Regions from separate parts of the Mus musculus genome. Here region 2 is linked to region 1. The links are chromatin loops, found by intact Hi-C in ENCODE. Cell type or tissue: left cerebral cortex. All regions are shown on one strand.

The links. Hi-C counts contacts between places; a loop is a spot of excess contacts. Peaks named below come from ENCODE experiments on the same cell type or tissue, not always from the same donor. Only the 100,000 strongest peaks of a DNase experiment are listed, where the experiment ranks them.
Region 2: a loop joins it to region 1, with 2.1 times the contacts of the local background. A loop is called at or near these places in 2 of 42 quality-filtered maps.

Annotation. Positions count from the first base shown.
Region 1 is chr3:132,660,693-132,668,692 of GRCm38, forward strand. Aimp1 (aminoacyl tRNA synthetase complex-interacting multifunctional protein 1) reads right to left here. Exons shown (of 7, transcript NM_007926.2): 6 at 6,693-6,861; 7 at 1-49. Among named protein-coding and RNA genes, the nearest start is that of Aimp1, 19 kb to the right of the region's middle. In left cerebral cortex, no CTCF peak of the experiment used is centred here; no DNase peak of the experiment used is centred here.
Region 2 is chr3:132,731,248-132,739,247 of GRCm38, forward strand. Tbck (TBC1 domain containing kinase) reads left to right here. Exons shown (of 26, transcript NM_001163455.2): 15 at 919-1,017; 16 at 3,100-3,162; 17 at 3,471-3,597; 18 at 4,827-4,877; 19 at 6,258-6,341. Among named protein-coding and RNA genes, the nearest start is that of Gm30294, 42 kb to the right of the region's middle. In left cerebral cortex, no CTCF peak of the experiment used is centred here; a DNase peak (open chromatin) is centred at 3,402.

The DNA.
Region 1 (8,000 bases):
ATCTGCTCCCAGATCTTCTTCTTAGGGTTTAGCTCCTTGTCAGGCTCTCCTGTTCAGAGAAAAAACAGAACGTTACAGGACTAACACCCAGGCTCGCTCACATGATCTAGAAACAGGCTTCTTGTGAGTTCTGATAGTGCTTGATCTTTAGCCTGAATCAGCATCCTTACATTTAACCTTATTCTCACACCAGCAGTGTATACTCGTGACTATCATTTCCTTAGGAACACTAAATATTTTTGTAGACAATACAATATTAATAATTTGTTTCAAGTTATCCTCATTCTTATTACTGCTGTGCTGGGGAATTTTTCTCACTCCTAAGCAAGTACACTAGCATCTAAGCTCCATCTCCAGCCCCAAATTACTCAGGGAAGTTGTAAGATCTTCATCGTGTAAATAAAGTCTGGGAACATAGGAGCCCATTTAGATAGGTTGAACGTCTACCCCTGGCAGGTTGTAAGACATGCATGACACACACCCTGCATGACAGAATAAAACCAGTAAGAATGCAAGAGCAGCATTTTCCAAACACTAGGAACATATGTTGTTGCCTGAAATATATACAGCAATCTTGATTCTAATATTACCCATAGAGAAGAAGATAAACTGCCCAGTCACACCAGCAGCAGGCAGAGGAGGATATGCCATCAGTGCCCATTTCTATGGCACAGCTAGCACCTGGCCGCCTGATATGCCATGCTGCTGCTCACAAAGAAAACAAATGGCCCTCAAATAAGTGGTTATTACTCCTAATCCCTCTATTTGCGATAACTGATAATGTGTACTTTATAATCAACAGAAGACAAATTAGAAGTGAAGTATCTGTGGTCTCAGTTTAAAGATAACCAACAGACCAAATAGTTCTTCTATCTACTGACAGGGAAACAGAACTATCCCATTACTGCACGTAATTTACTCGCTGTACACACACACACACACACACACACACACACACACACACACACACACAAGTGGAGGAATTTTTTGGCTCTGGCACCTTTTGGTGACTAAAAACTAAGAAGAAAAAGCAAAACCATGCTTGTGTATATAATACATACCAGAATAGCTCAATAAATGATATACGTCTAGTAGAACATGCTATGAAAGCATAACTGAAAAGCAGATTCGAGTCAAAGAAAGGGATCTTCCTCGTTTCAGACCATCTGACAGTAGAGACTAATAGAAGAGGGGAGCCATCAACAAAATGCAATCCCGCTTCCCTGTAGATCTGCAAGGCTAGAACTCTCTTGTTTCTAAGTCATTCTAAAAGGTTAATCTTGTAACAAGTGGGTATTTCAGAATCCTGGACACTAGAACAAAGAAACTGGTTAGCAAGGCGTATGCACTGAATTTCACACCCCTCCACCAAGACCATATCAAACTGATAATGTGTTCAGAAAGCAGAGACCCAGATTCACACCAGCTTTAAGGTGAAGCCACAAAAGCTGATGTAGAAATTACAGTAGACCACCTAGGAGGTCCAGCTAAGATGAAGTGCCATAGGTGGTTATATCAACGAACTTATCTTCAGAATAGATCAAATATTACATTAGAAGACCCTATATACAGTGTTCATAGTTGAAGTCAACAGCAACTTGAGAGCATCAAAGGACAGGCTGACCACTAATGAGGGCTAATGCAGCTAGTGATTTTCAGTTAAAGAGCTGCTCATCCACCATCCCCAAACTGGAGAACTACAAAAGAACTACACTGAATCTTTTCCACCTATAAAAGGGATGCCTACGATAGCAAACCTGCTTACAGTTAAGGCTTACAGGATACATTAGGCCCACTGTTGTGACTACATACAGCTCAGTAAAGCAATTTCTTCCAAAATATCATTTCTGGGCACCAAAAGGGCTGTAGTGGAGATAATATGATTTCTTTATACCTAACTTAGCTCCAATTTTGTAGCCCATGGGTCAGGGAGTTACTTTTGAGTTTCAAGTTTTATCATTTAAGAAATACATGCTACAGGGTCATAGGTGTCCCAAGCAGTGACTGCCCGATGAGTGTGGGCAAAGCTGAGAAACATGTGAATTCACTATTCTAGATGCCCCTAAGAACCCTTGTGCACTGAAGCAAGCAACACAAACAGGTTTAGAAAAAGGCACCTCCAACCCTATAGGTGACTCTGAGGTCAGAAAGCATCAGTAGAGGAGGCTGCCGCTGTGGGTAGAGCCTGAAGCCAAGGCCAAACTGAGCCAGTTTCATGTGGAACAGCCGGGCCAAGGTGCTGCTTGTGTACACACCTCTCAAGATAAGCAACGGAATGAGAAATGACTAGCATGTGGCCAACTTCACCACATAGTTTTAAAAGACTGTCACAGCCAGTTCAACCTTTGCTAACCACTATCCTCACTAACCAGAAGCCACCAGCAGCAAGGCATCCTGCACCAGCACAGTGATGTCATGATAACGGCTCAGCAGTTGTCAGAAGGTTCTTAGCACTGTGTTTTTTTAGGTCAGGTGTGCTGCATTCCTTCTTACACATGATGCTATAGTATAAACATAACTTTCTTTTAAAAGACAGGGACTCACTATACAGCCTTGGCTGGCATGAAACTTACTGTGCAGACAGAGATGAGCTGTCTCTATCTCCCAGCTTTAATCTGTTGGGATCAAAGTCTTTGCCAACAACACCTGGCCCCTAAACATCACTTTTATGCACACAGGAGACTAAAAAGGCTCATGTGACCTACTTCATGGAAACAATACTCACTCTATGGGTATGCTCTAGTACCAAATCTGAGTATCTTGGTACATTTGTCCTTTGAAAATTTACCTTTTATATATGAACACTGGACCTTAACAGTTGAAAAAGTCTTGATTTTGGTGTTAATTTTTAGCTTTACCAAAAATGTCTCTCAATAACGTAGTATTCAATGGGGTGTTTAGACTAGTTGGAAATGAGAAGAACAATAGATTTTGAGCCATATTACTGGCTCATCAGGTGAAACACCCGGCAATCTAGGCTTGAACCTCAGGACCCGTAGGCAGAAAGAGAGAACTGACTACTAATAGTTCTATCATGTCCACATCACACCACTGGTATACATATGCACATGTACTTGCACAAACACATGCACACAAACCAGCACGCACACAGTAAAATGTAAAAAAATGGAAACATATTTCAAATATCTTTTAAAAATAAACTGTCTTACAGAAGTCTATTCTTGTTTTGTTACGTCATCACCGGACAGTATTTTCTTAACCTTCTTTTCCTTTTTCATCAGTCATAGCTACCAAAAAATTAGATGTTGACAATACAAGTTCTTAAACTAAAAACTGCAAATCCTTTGAGCTTGCTAAACATATGTCAAAGATCAGCACAAAGACCAGCACATGGTCATGCCTGCTGTAGGAGGGCTAATTCGGACATTATGTTAGGCTACACTGTAAGAGAAACTGCTGTGGAAAGGGGCTAGATTAGGACATGGAGCACTGGAGATGGCACCTGCTGCTCTGACAGAGGATCCAAGTTCAATTTCCATTAAGGTGGCTTAAACTGCCTGTAACTCCAGGTCCTGGGGATGCCATTGTGGCCAATGCCATGCACATGATACACACGTATATATACAGTCACATACACACATACAAAATAAGTAAATTTTTTTTAAAAGATAGGGACATATATTCTTTTGTGAGAAATGAAAGCAAAGAGGTCTACTAGGTGTCGGTCACATAACTGATGAAATGACAAGGCTTTGTAAAGGAAAGGCAAAGGTCTAAAGATCAAGGTCTGAGGCTCTCAGTGAGAACTCACAGCAGATCAGCCACCAAAGAGGATGTAACGGTGCCACCAGCAGAGAATGGTGCCTGGATCCAAGTGAGTTAAAGAGAAGGAAAACCAGCCATGATATTCCACCAAGTAATGGGGATCTCCTTAACCATAGCAGAGAATTAGTAGAGAAGGAAACCTGCATCAAATGGATTTTAGAAGAGAAATTGAACATAGTTAAGTTTGACTTAAAAAAAAAAAGAAGTCAAATGCTCAATCTACACTTTCTGATTATTAATTTTTATTATTGCTAAGGCTCATTATAAATGGATTTAAGCATGACCTTGGAGTTTAAACGTCTAAATGTAAATTTCTATTTATTATTAGACCATGAATAGTGCAATGTCAGAAAAACAAAGACTCAAACCAATCTAAAACCTATCATGACCCTTGTCTTCTGGCTACAGAATTGCCTTAAAATTATTTCCACTTCGAGCTTTAGGACCAGTCAGTATATTTAAATACCAAAATTTATAGCTGCCCTCAATTTTATTTTTAAAAATGTTAGGTGACTTTTAGTTCTTCCTATACTATACATATTATGCAGCATCTTCTAAAGTCTACGTGAGTTTCTAGCTGTGTAATAGGAAAGAATAGTTAAGGAGGAAACTTTTTAAAAGGCAAAATAACATTTCAAAGTTTTGAGTCCCCAATGTGATGTTTACAGCATGTCTTCACACACTGAACATGTCAAGTGCTGGGTGGAGTTTCAAAGGATACCTTCTGCTTTACAACGTAAAAAACCCACAAAGATATAAACCAACCGCTAGACATGGCATCTATGATGGTGTGTATATGCTTGGCCCAAGGAGTGGCACTGCTGGGAAGTATGGCCTTGTTGAAGTAGGTGTGTCACTGTGGGTGTGGGCTTTAATACCCTAGTCCTAGCTGCCTGGAAGACAGTATTGTGCTAGTAGCCTACAGATAAAGATGTACAACTCTCAGCTCCTCCTACACCATGCCTGTCTGGATGCTGCCAAGCTTCTGCCTTGATGATAATGGACTGCATCTCTGAACCTGTAAGCCAGCCCCAATTAAATGTTGTCCTTATAAGGGTTGCCTTGGTCATTGTGTCCTTTCACAGCAGTAAAACCCTAAGTAGGACAGCATCTTAAGGAAAACTCCAAACAAGACAAAACACTCCAAGACCAGCTGCCGCATGTGGTTTAAATTGCTGTTCCTTATGAGATTTGCTGCTTCCGAAGCAGTAGTTGGTATGGAAGCATATATAAGATGTGTACTCAGACCAAATCTGAGCAGTTATTTGTGTTCAGTGTGGTTAGGCATACTCTAAGTGATAAAGCTATTTAAGTAATCTCATATATTAAAGTTTAGGTTTCTCTTTATAAATATTAACTTTTCCAAGACATTACATGCCTCATGAACAAGAAGAGAATTAGGATGAAATGCCAGACTGAAGATCATGAAGCATGAGAAGACAGCCAAGTCAATGCACAGAATTCAAGAACATGGAAAAAGCAAGACATCCGTGCTGGGCTGTTAGCCTAGACGCCAGGCCAGTGAGAAAATTAAGGAAGACTGCCTCTCCCACCCAGTAACAAGCACACAATACAAATGGATTCAAAATCTAGAGGTATTCACCTGTTAGCTCGAGATAAGGAAATGACAGGTTATCATGATAATAAAGAAGCTGCAAGAATTCATAAGCCAGCCACTGGACCCAGTTTTCAACTGTGTAAAAAGGATGGCTAAGGTAGATTTCCTCTGCTTTTAAATATTTGATTTATGATACCAAGAAATAAAATAAAATAAAAATACATAAATAAATAGATAGATAGATAGATAGATAGATAGATAGACAGATAGATAGATAAACGCAGTCTGCCTTTCAAGCCCTGGGATTACATTTTACACCACACTCCACCCAGTTTAATTCTTAGGTGTTCAAATAACAAATGAGGCTAATGCTAATACAAAAAGGTCAACTGGGTTTATTTATCTTTTTCTCAACAGATTGTAAATGTTAAAAGAAAAAAAATTATTGAATTCCTAAATGATTTAATGTTAGATAAATATATATTGTGACTATGTTCGAGACACATCCATGCATGGGAGTGCAGGAAGCCCTGAGTAGAGGTCCCGGGTGAGTATGTGCTGCTGACATGGGCGTAGCCATCTCAAGGACCCCAAAGCCATAGTCCCATGGAGTGCCAAAGCCTTCCCCAGAAGCTCCGAGGGAAGGCAAAACCTTCTGGGGCTGAGGATGTGGGTGTTTCCCAAGGATAGATACTGACAGTGTGTGCAGAAAGTGTCCCCAGCAGCTTTTTCCTCCAGGATGTCTGTGGCCATGGCGTGAAGGCTGCTCCCTTACATACAGATGGCTCCTACTGAGATAAGATTAGCTAGCCTGACTCCTGTTCTTATAAACATCTTCTACATCTGGCAGGCATTCTTTATTCTGCTTCAAAGATCTATTTTTTTAAGCTAGACATGGTGCCTCATGCCTGGAATTCCAACACTTGGGAGGAGAAAGCAGGAGGATGGCCTGGCTCATAGATGAGATATTATCTCCAAATGTAATAAAACAAGACAAGAAACCCTCCTTATTTCTCCTGTATTGCGATACTTCAGCTGTCTCAGGATTATTTATACTCAAAAGAGCAAACTGTAGAAATGAAATGTTACTTTCCATCGCTGGCCTCTGTGTTATCATCTACAGCTTAAATAATTTTACAGCACATCAATTAGATTCACATCTCTGTCACAGTGTTCTGTAGGTGCAAATATGAGTGTTTTACATAAGACAGAACCTCTGTAGCACTTCAAGTAACATGTGGCGTTATGCTCACTGTGGGATACACACACAGGACTGGTTTTAACCTCTAAGCTTTATAAACACTACTTTAAAAGCTGATTCCAAACCATTTAAATAATTAGTACTTACCAGGAAAAGCATCAAAAGTAATTCTGTCCCCAGGAACGGACCCGTTGGGAGGGGCCAGAATCTCCACTTTCTCTGGTGAACTGGCACACATCACCATGGCTTGAGACAGAACTCCCCGCATCTTTGCAGGCTTCAGATTACAGAGTAAAACCACCATACGATTTTGCATCTGTGTAGAACAAAAGTAATGACTAAAGATATGCAGAGATTTAGAATAATCTTGTCTATAATACTCCAGGCACACTTGCTCTCTACTTATCAAATAAGACTGCCTTTCTGGCTATACCTGTCTCTGTGTATCTAAAATACTTTTTGTTAAGAAGTCATGTATAAAAATGAAGACTAATATTTTACATAAACATAAAAAGAAAATCTTTCAGATTGACAAGGCATGAGCACAACAGTAGAAATCTTTTCCTCAAACGTATATGGGTATTTTGGGTTTTTCAAATGCATATGGACGTTTGCCTACAAGCACATCTGCACACCACCTGTGAGCCTGGTGTCTGCGGAGGCCAAACTGGAGTTAGAGATATAGAGACTCATCTGTTCTCTGGGTGTCTCCAGGAGGGTACTGGGAACTGAACCAGAGACCTCTGGGAAGAGCAGCCAGCGTGTTTATTAAAGAATATATAACTGAGTGAACCAGCTTGATGTAAAGTTTCAACTACAACCAAATGGAAATGTATAAAGTTAACCCTTTATTTCATAAAAAGCTATGCAAGACATATTAAATTTAGGAGCTGTCACAAACTACAATGACAGTAAGGATGCAGGTTACTTAGGTTAGTGCTAGAACTAAAGCGAAGTGAGCCCGTTCGCATGAACTCTCTTGCCCGATACACCTGCTCATTTCTAATACTAAGCAAGAGTTCTCTCCTGTTCTTTCTGCAGTTCTGGAGCCTGACCCAGACTCTGCTGGCGCTCTCCCTCCCAGTGAGGTCCCAGTCCATTGTTTAATTCAAGCATTGTATACATCACTATTAACATTTGGGGGTACTTCTACAATTTGTTAAAAAGTTAAAAAGAAATTCCTTATGCTCCAGAGTTGAAATGTCTTAGCATTTCTCCCAACTAACAAATAAATTATGCCAATTTTCTCCAGGCTTAATCAAAATAACACAAGATTACAGTTTCAGGGAAAAAATAAGATGTATCCTGGATAAAAGATGGCTCTCTAAACAAATTAGGTGCAAATGTATTTCTAGGTTCTACAATTAAAACATGGCTTGAATACTCTTCATAAATAATGCATCCCTTCAAGGACTTGAAAATATCACATCATAACAATTTATAAAAACCAAATCA
Region 2 (8,000 bases), 71 kb after region 1:
ACTCATCATCCTCCTGCATCATCATTCTGAGTGCTGGGATTACATACACGTGACACCGTTCTCAGCCATTAAGTTTTTTAAATGATTATGTAGAATCAATTTAGAGACTTTTTTCATATTTTTATTAAATTTATTTTATAAATTTAGGTACTATTTTATAAATGACTGTATAAAATAAAATTTCTAAACTCTATTGTAGAGTTCCTTTCTTGATTTCTTTTACAGATATTTCATTATTGATATAATGAAACTGACTTTTGTTTGTTGATTTCATATACTACAACTTCACTAAGTTTGTTCAGTAGTTCAGGGGTTTGTATACATAGGTCATGTTACTTCTTTGTCCTCCCTGATGGCAGACTGGGAGTTCTGTAACATTCTGGATAAATAGAGAGTGTGTGAACATCTCTCTCTTATTCCACATCTTAGAACGAATGTGCTCAGCTTTTCTCCGTTTGGAATACTGTTAGCTGCGGGCTTGTTCATGTACTGTGGTACATTCTTTTCCATCCTGTTTGTAAATAATCTTTTCCTGGACAAGGTGATGGATCTTGTTAAATTTTTTATATTTATTGATAAGATAATATATTATTGTTCTTCATTGTGTTAATATTGTGTATTCCATTTTTGGTTTGTGTGTGGCAAGCCATCATATGAATCGCACTGGATTATACTGAGTTTTTCATGGGCTATGGGACTCAGTTTATAGTATTATGTTAAAAATTTGTGCTGGGTAGTCATTAGGGATGCAGGCCTATAGTTTTCTTGTCTGGGTTTGATATAGGGTAATGCTGTGCTCTAAAATGAGTTTAAACAAATTCTTCCTATTTTTTTTAAATAATTTGAGAATTGATAATTAGTTCTCTCTAAACATTTGGTGATATGATTTTAATTTTGACTATTTTTATCTTATCATAGGCTTACCCATACAAAAAAAATCAAATCTGGAAAGAAGCAAGAGTTGACATCCCTCCACTTATGAGAGGTTTAACCTGGGCTGCTCTTCTGGGAGTTGAGGTAAGAAAGCAAAAAGCATGGAAATGGATAAGTAGTGTATAGAAAGAGTATGAAATGTACAGTACCCCCGGGTGTAGGGATTCATGGTTATCTTCCAATGTGTGGGAGGCTGTTGCAGTAGATTATGAGCTTAAGGTCAGGAGTACATGGAAGAATCGCATCTCAGAAACACTATAACGCTTCACATATAACTTTACTTCTACTAATAGAAAATTATATATTAAAATATTTAACAATTTTAAGTAGAAAAGTACTTGAAAATCATAGAATATAAAATATAATTATTTTAATATTGTACTTATTAGCACCCGTGGGAAATATTATTATTTTAAACTAGTTATCTAGTGAATATATATCAGTTATAAGTACCATCCTGCTTATGAAGTATGCTCCTTTTTAAATATAACTTTAATTTATAAGTGGTTCCAAATTGATTATTATTTTAATTCAGTTGTGGCTTGTCAAAATTATGAATGTAATTTAGTGGCTTTTCACATAGCTGTTCCGCTTGGCCAACCTGCCAAGAGAAGTAGCCGCTTTGTCTTCTGTTCCTGATCTGCAGCAGTGAAGGAAAGCACGCTGCCTCGAGTTATTCACAGTGTGTTCTCAGAAGAGGCTGGTGACAAGACATGATCATAGTTCTTGCCATATTGTTTCATTTCCTACCAATTTCCTTTTCATTCTGTCCGCTTGTGTTCTCGCATAGATAAATAGTTCCCTCAACCATTTTTAATCTTTTTAAAGTTTTTTATTTATTTTATACAATGTATTTTTCATGTTGCTTCTCCTACTCCATCCATCTCCTCTCAGATCCTCTCTACCCACCCAATTCCCCCCACCTCTCTCTCAAATTAAAACAGATTGACAAAATCATGGAGTGCATTTGTCTTAGCCAACTGTTGCTGAGTGTGGGGCCCATCCTATAGTGTGGCCTTAGTTATTTTTAACCTTTATAGACCTCTGTTGGCACAATTTTTTTTTCTATTCTTGATTCTCTTAATGAGATTCTACAAATTTCTGTGAATGTGTTTGGTTACTTTACAAGATTGCCTGTTGCTTTTTACCACATGGTCATAATTAGTGCAATAGAACTGTACTATACTCCAGTCTAGAAAGACTCACATTGTCAGGTTTTCCAAACCTGTTATTAATAGATATCCCAAAAAATATATGCAGTAAATAATTTTACTGAATTCTTGGCTTTCTCTACCACTATAGTAATTCATAAAAATAAGAACTTTACATAAGTGATTCTATAGAACATGATTGAAGTTTAAAGTACTATATTCAGATATTCTTTGTGTGGCCCTGTAAGTAAGAACTGTTAATGAGCCTAAGGTTCTCTGCTCACAGCATATTCATCCGATGTTCCTGCTACTGTCATTCTTCTCAACAGCTTTGTTTGCCTCACCTGCTTTAGCAGAAAATCTTCTGATAAGATAATCCTCTCTCTAAAATAATATCTTTTTCGTGAAAATGTTGATTTATGAGTTAGTAATGCAGAGAAAATGGCATTTTGGTGTATTTTATAGCTAAGTGACCACTAAGGTCATTTTCCACTTGGTACGTATAATTCAAAGCGGTTCTTTGGTTGTCGTTCTTGTTTCTTTTTGAAGTAAGGTCTCACTGTGTTGTCACAGCATCTGCCTGCTTCTTTCTCTTGAGTGTTGGGATTACAGGTGTGTATTAACACACTAGGGAAAGATCCACCTCACCTCAGTGGACCTTCATCAGACATGGATGGTCAAAGATGTAGAGAATTTCTAAGCTTTAATTTAAATATAACTATTCATATTTAGGTAGCTCTTCAAAATTAGATTTTTGTAAGAAACAGGTTTTTCCTTTAAAGCATCACTAATTTAAAAATTTCAAATATGAAAGCTCTGAGTATTGACATCTTGCTGAAAAAAAAATGGATTTTGCATTTTTAGATTAGAGACATTGTACCAGTAAATTTTATGCAAGTATTCCAAATCTAAAAAAAACTATAAAATTAAAATACTTATGATCCCAGCATATTAATGTGTTCTTCTAGTTTTATCAAGGATGTAAAGAATGTATGTGTTATTTTATTTTTTGCAGGGAGCTATTCATGCCAAGTATGACGCCATTGACAAAGACACTCCGATTCCTACAGATAGACAAGTAAGGTGTTCTCAGACAATTCTCCCAATTCTTTAAATGCTAGAAGGAATGACGATACCTTTCCCCTTCATTATGAATATTCTTCCACTGCCCGAAGTCTGTGTAGTTAGAAAAAGAGTTTCTCTTATACTCAGAAAGTAAGGTGTGATGCCTCCAGGGATGAGTTTAAACACCTGTGCACTTCATCAGTGGATTCTAAGGGTGAAATATTCCGAAGCAGTCTCTTTTCCCACGTGCTGAAGAAGCGAGGGCTGCAAGTGTGTGGGATCATCTCTTACAGCTGCTCCTTCCTGTTCTGCTGCTTATAGATTGAGGTAGACATCCCTCGCTGTCATCAGTATGACGAGCTGTTGTCATCACCAGAAGGCCATGCAAAGTTCCGGCGTGTACTGAAAGCCTGGGTGGTTTCTCATCCTGATCTTGTGTACTGGCAAGGTAACATTTAGTTATTAGGATTTTTCTTCAGGTCTTTCCTCTTTCATCTCGAAGAGGGGAAAAAGCCTCTAAAATTCTAGTGCATTTTTGAAGATGTTAACTTTAAATAAATTATCAAACAAACTTGGTCTAAATGCATTGAAGATATCATTTTACATGATATTTAAAAGTCAACAGCTTTCAGTGATATTAACAGGAAAACAGTCTAATCTGTGCAAACAGTTTTAATCATGTCACAGTAGTGAGTAACTCATGACAGATGAGATGTTAGGCTACTGAGAATGTTACCACTGAAGTATTCCTAATAGATAATTGTAGTTATTAGGAATCGAATATCACCTTAAATTGCTCATTTCATTTTTTTTCCTTTTTCTCTCTACTATCATTAATGTCTCTAATTTCCTGGATTTCTTCATTTGCCATTATTATCTTTATGATCATTAATTCATAAATAAGAAACCTATTCAACCCAACCCTATTTCTGAGCGCTTTGTTCTGAGCAGTGGTTTTGGTTTTGAGTGCTGTACTGCTCACCGACCATTCATGAAGGTATGATTATTTTTGCCCAGCACACCGCAGAGTACATTTCCTCCTAACCCATTACAGGTCCGTTTTGTGTGTTCTTTCAGTGTGGTAACAGATTAAAAGCAGTATTATCAATAAATAAATGTGGCTTACATCACAAAGATTCATCTCCTACATGAGAAAACATACCCGAAGAGGCCAATAATAACCAAATTCACACATGGTTTGGGCCAGACTTGGGACTGAATCCATCATATCTATTGCTGTGCTGCTCTTTGCCTTGTGTGCGACGCTGATCTGTCAGACCCTCCTGTTTATTCTGCATAGTAACTACTGACAGAATGCACATCTGTGCTGGTGTGCACACAATGCTGATGTATTTGTGGAGATGCAGGAATGGAGGGAGGTAACTGCTCACAGAATGCACATCTGTGCTGGTGTGCACACAATGCTGATGTATTTGTGGAGATGCAGGAATGGAGGGAGGTAACTGCTTACAGAATGCACATCTGTGCTGGTGTGCACACAATGCTGATGTATTTGTGGAGATGCAGGAATGGAGGGAGGTAACTGCTCACAGAATGCACATCTGTGCTGGTGTGCACACAATGCTGATGTATTGGAGAGTAGGAATGGAGGGAGGGCTCTGCAGCTCTTCTGCAATGCACTCATTTGTCTCTTTCCTTTCAATTCCCCTGCATCAGGTCTTGACTCACTCTGTGCTCCATTCCTGTATCTAAATTTCAACAATGAAGGTAAGCTTTCTATCACTGAGAAATCACTATGCATATTATTCTTAAATATCAGGCTCAAAAACAGAAGTTTTATCTTAAAATTCTTATATTTTACCTTGCATATGTCATAAAACATTGTGAAATTGTATTAATTTCTTTTAGAGGGTGAAAGTAATTAGTTGAGTATTGGAGGGTATTCCTTGTCACGAGCCCACGCCTGACAGTGTGGTGAGAGCTGTTCTCATTCTGCTCCATCACCTCACCCACTCTGATGATCTGGGAGAAGATTCTCACTCTCCTAGAAATTACTGTTAAATATATTTTCTAACTAGTTTATAAACCAATCAATATTGGTTAGGTTTTTCCCTTATTATATATCCAACACATATTATACCAAACATACTTGCTTAATGGAAACTTCTTCATGCCTTTTGTGGTCTTAGGCAACACTCTGTGGATCAGGGAGTTGATCCTGGGTCTGTTTTGTTCTCATGGCCTGTATGCCAGTGCTGCCAGCCTTTGTTTGTCCGGCTGTTTGTTAGTGGCAGGAATTTTGGTTTCTATCACTCTGTTTTAGGACCTCTCATAGTAGAGTTTTAAACTACTGTGTTAGATATGATACACTCAAATTTAGAACGAGAGAAAAGACAAAAATATCAGGGGTTGGGGATTTAGCTCAGTGAAGAGGAGAACACTTGCTAAAAGTCCCTGGGTTTGCTCCTCAAACCTGAAAAAAAAAAGACAAATTAATTTAGAATTCTGAATTACATCACTTGTGTAGTATGATATCCTATATTACCTTAATACATAGACATCTTATCTCTGAATTTTCATTTTACATATACTGTCATATAAAATTGAGTAGAAATACAATAATCTTGAAATTTTTATATTTCTTTCTTTGAATGACTTTATAGTGCTCTCTTCTGATAAGCTCACTCACTAGTCTGGTCTGGTTTTTGCTGGACTTACTCAGGTATATGCAATTATTAGTTACAGAGTCAGGAGTAATAAAAGACTGTGTCTGAAAGTACAGGTTATAACTAGTTCTCCGAAGCCCAGGAATCTTGCTTGTATCAGCAGTAATTAATGATTATGAGGTTCCTGCACCTTGTTAATAATGAGTGCTTAGAAATTAAAAAAAAAAATAAAGTCCAGGCAATTAAGATTTTATTATTGTAGGATAATGATTGCCACAGCAATTTGAAATTGGAATTACTAGAGTGTTTATCTTTCAATGTCTCCTTTGTAAATATCAGAAGCTTTTCTACCTGTCATTTTGTGTTTCCAGCATTTAGATCATAATTGTGTTTAACAGTAGACTCACAGAGTGTGTGCTGAGTGAGTAAGAGCTCTCACTACTCTGTTAACTGAGTGTGGCTTTGCTTTGTTCTTTCTTAGCCTTGGCATATGCGTGCATGTCTGCTTTTATTCCCAAATACCTGTATAACTTCTTCTTGAAGGACAACTCTCATGTAATACAAGGTAAGAAAATGCTTTTTCCTGCCTTCATATAGGAACACGTTTCTATCAGAAGACACCAATCTTCAGGATAATGGTTTTGACCCAGTAGCATATGTTGATGGTTCACCACTGAAACCCAGGAAGAAGTATCAGGATTTTTTTCCTTATAATTTTTCAAGGAATTGTGGTCCTTTTCTGATGACTATTTAATATCTGCTCTCAATTCAGTTGCAGAGATGTTACTTTGAGAACTAGAGTTTGTCTCTACCAGTTAAAAGGAAAACAAGCTATTTTGGAAGAGTCTATTAATTAGAGATTAGTGATATTGAAAATAGTTTTTATAGCTTACAGTATATGCATATGCTGGCCAATGATATTTGGCAACAGCATAATTGTTTTATAAGATCGAGGTATTCACATGGAAAGATAAGGCTAAATGGAAAAAATACAGGGCTCGGATTTTTTTTTTTTTCCAGTATAGAAAATGTTTTGTCTTATCTAGCAAGACTACTAGATGAGCGTGCTTGCTTACTTAGAAGGAATGGTTCCCATGTCACCCTCAGTCCAGGCTAACTGAGTGGTAGAGTGCTTGCCTAGCTCCACCACGTTTGAGAAATCATTTTTCTCCTCTCTTGAGCCCCCTCTTCCTATTCATTAGAAGGATTTATGCTTGTTCTTTGGCTTTTAGTAAGGAGGTCAAGCCTTTGTTGCAACTTTCTTAGTGGGAAATAAGTTTATCTCTTTGCATCTTTGGAGTGCCCAGAGTCAGCATACCTTGTATCTGTTTTGTTTGACTGGCTGGGGTTTTGGCTCTGTAGGCCTCTGACCTGAAACTTGTGTGTAGCTTAAGCAGGCTTAGTTCCTCCTGCTCTGGCATGCTGGAGCTGGAGGCATGCATGACCCCAGCAGCATCTCTGCCTGTTGGTGCAACCATCAGTTTCAGGATAAACTAGAAACCTTGTGGGAGATAATAGTTAGCAAATGAGGGTCATTTCTGAACAGAAAGCAGAAAGTCATTTGCTTTGAATCTGTCATCTGCATCCTTCACGTCTGCTTTTTCCTGCTGAGGGAGTCAGTGCTGAAATGCTTATCAGAAGAAACCAGCACCGATGCTTGTGTGGAGATTTTAAAAGTTCATTTATCAATGTATTTTATGCATGCTTTAAAAACAAGTACAGATAATTTATAAAGAGCCATAAAATTATGGTATTATCAGGTGAAATTCTTACATCAATTTCATTGTAATTCAAATGTATGTAATAAATAAAAGAGGACAATAAAATTTAATATACAGAAATTAGAAATAGTTCATTATCATTATATACTTTATTTCAAGAAATAAAAATACATGTTTTTCTTATTAAAATATAGGAAGTTATACTTGGTTTTATGGAATTGTTTTGAAACTACACTTGACGTTTTAGGGAGATTTTATAAATATCTTCATAAAAAAACTGAATAGGGTTCACCTTTAGAAAATACTGCCTTTGAGACTGTTCTAAGAACCTTGATTCATTTTTTAACAATTTTTATAATTAATAATTATAGTGCTTTAGCATTTTAATATTCCTTTAAAATGGGTTGTTAGGGACTGGAGACATGGCTCAATAATTAAGAGCACTGTTCCTTCAGAATACCTGGATGCAGTGCCCAGCATCTGCAAGACAGTTCAGAACTGTC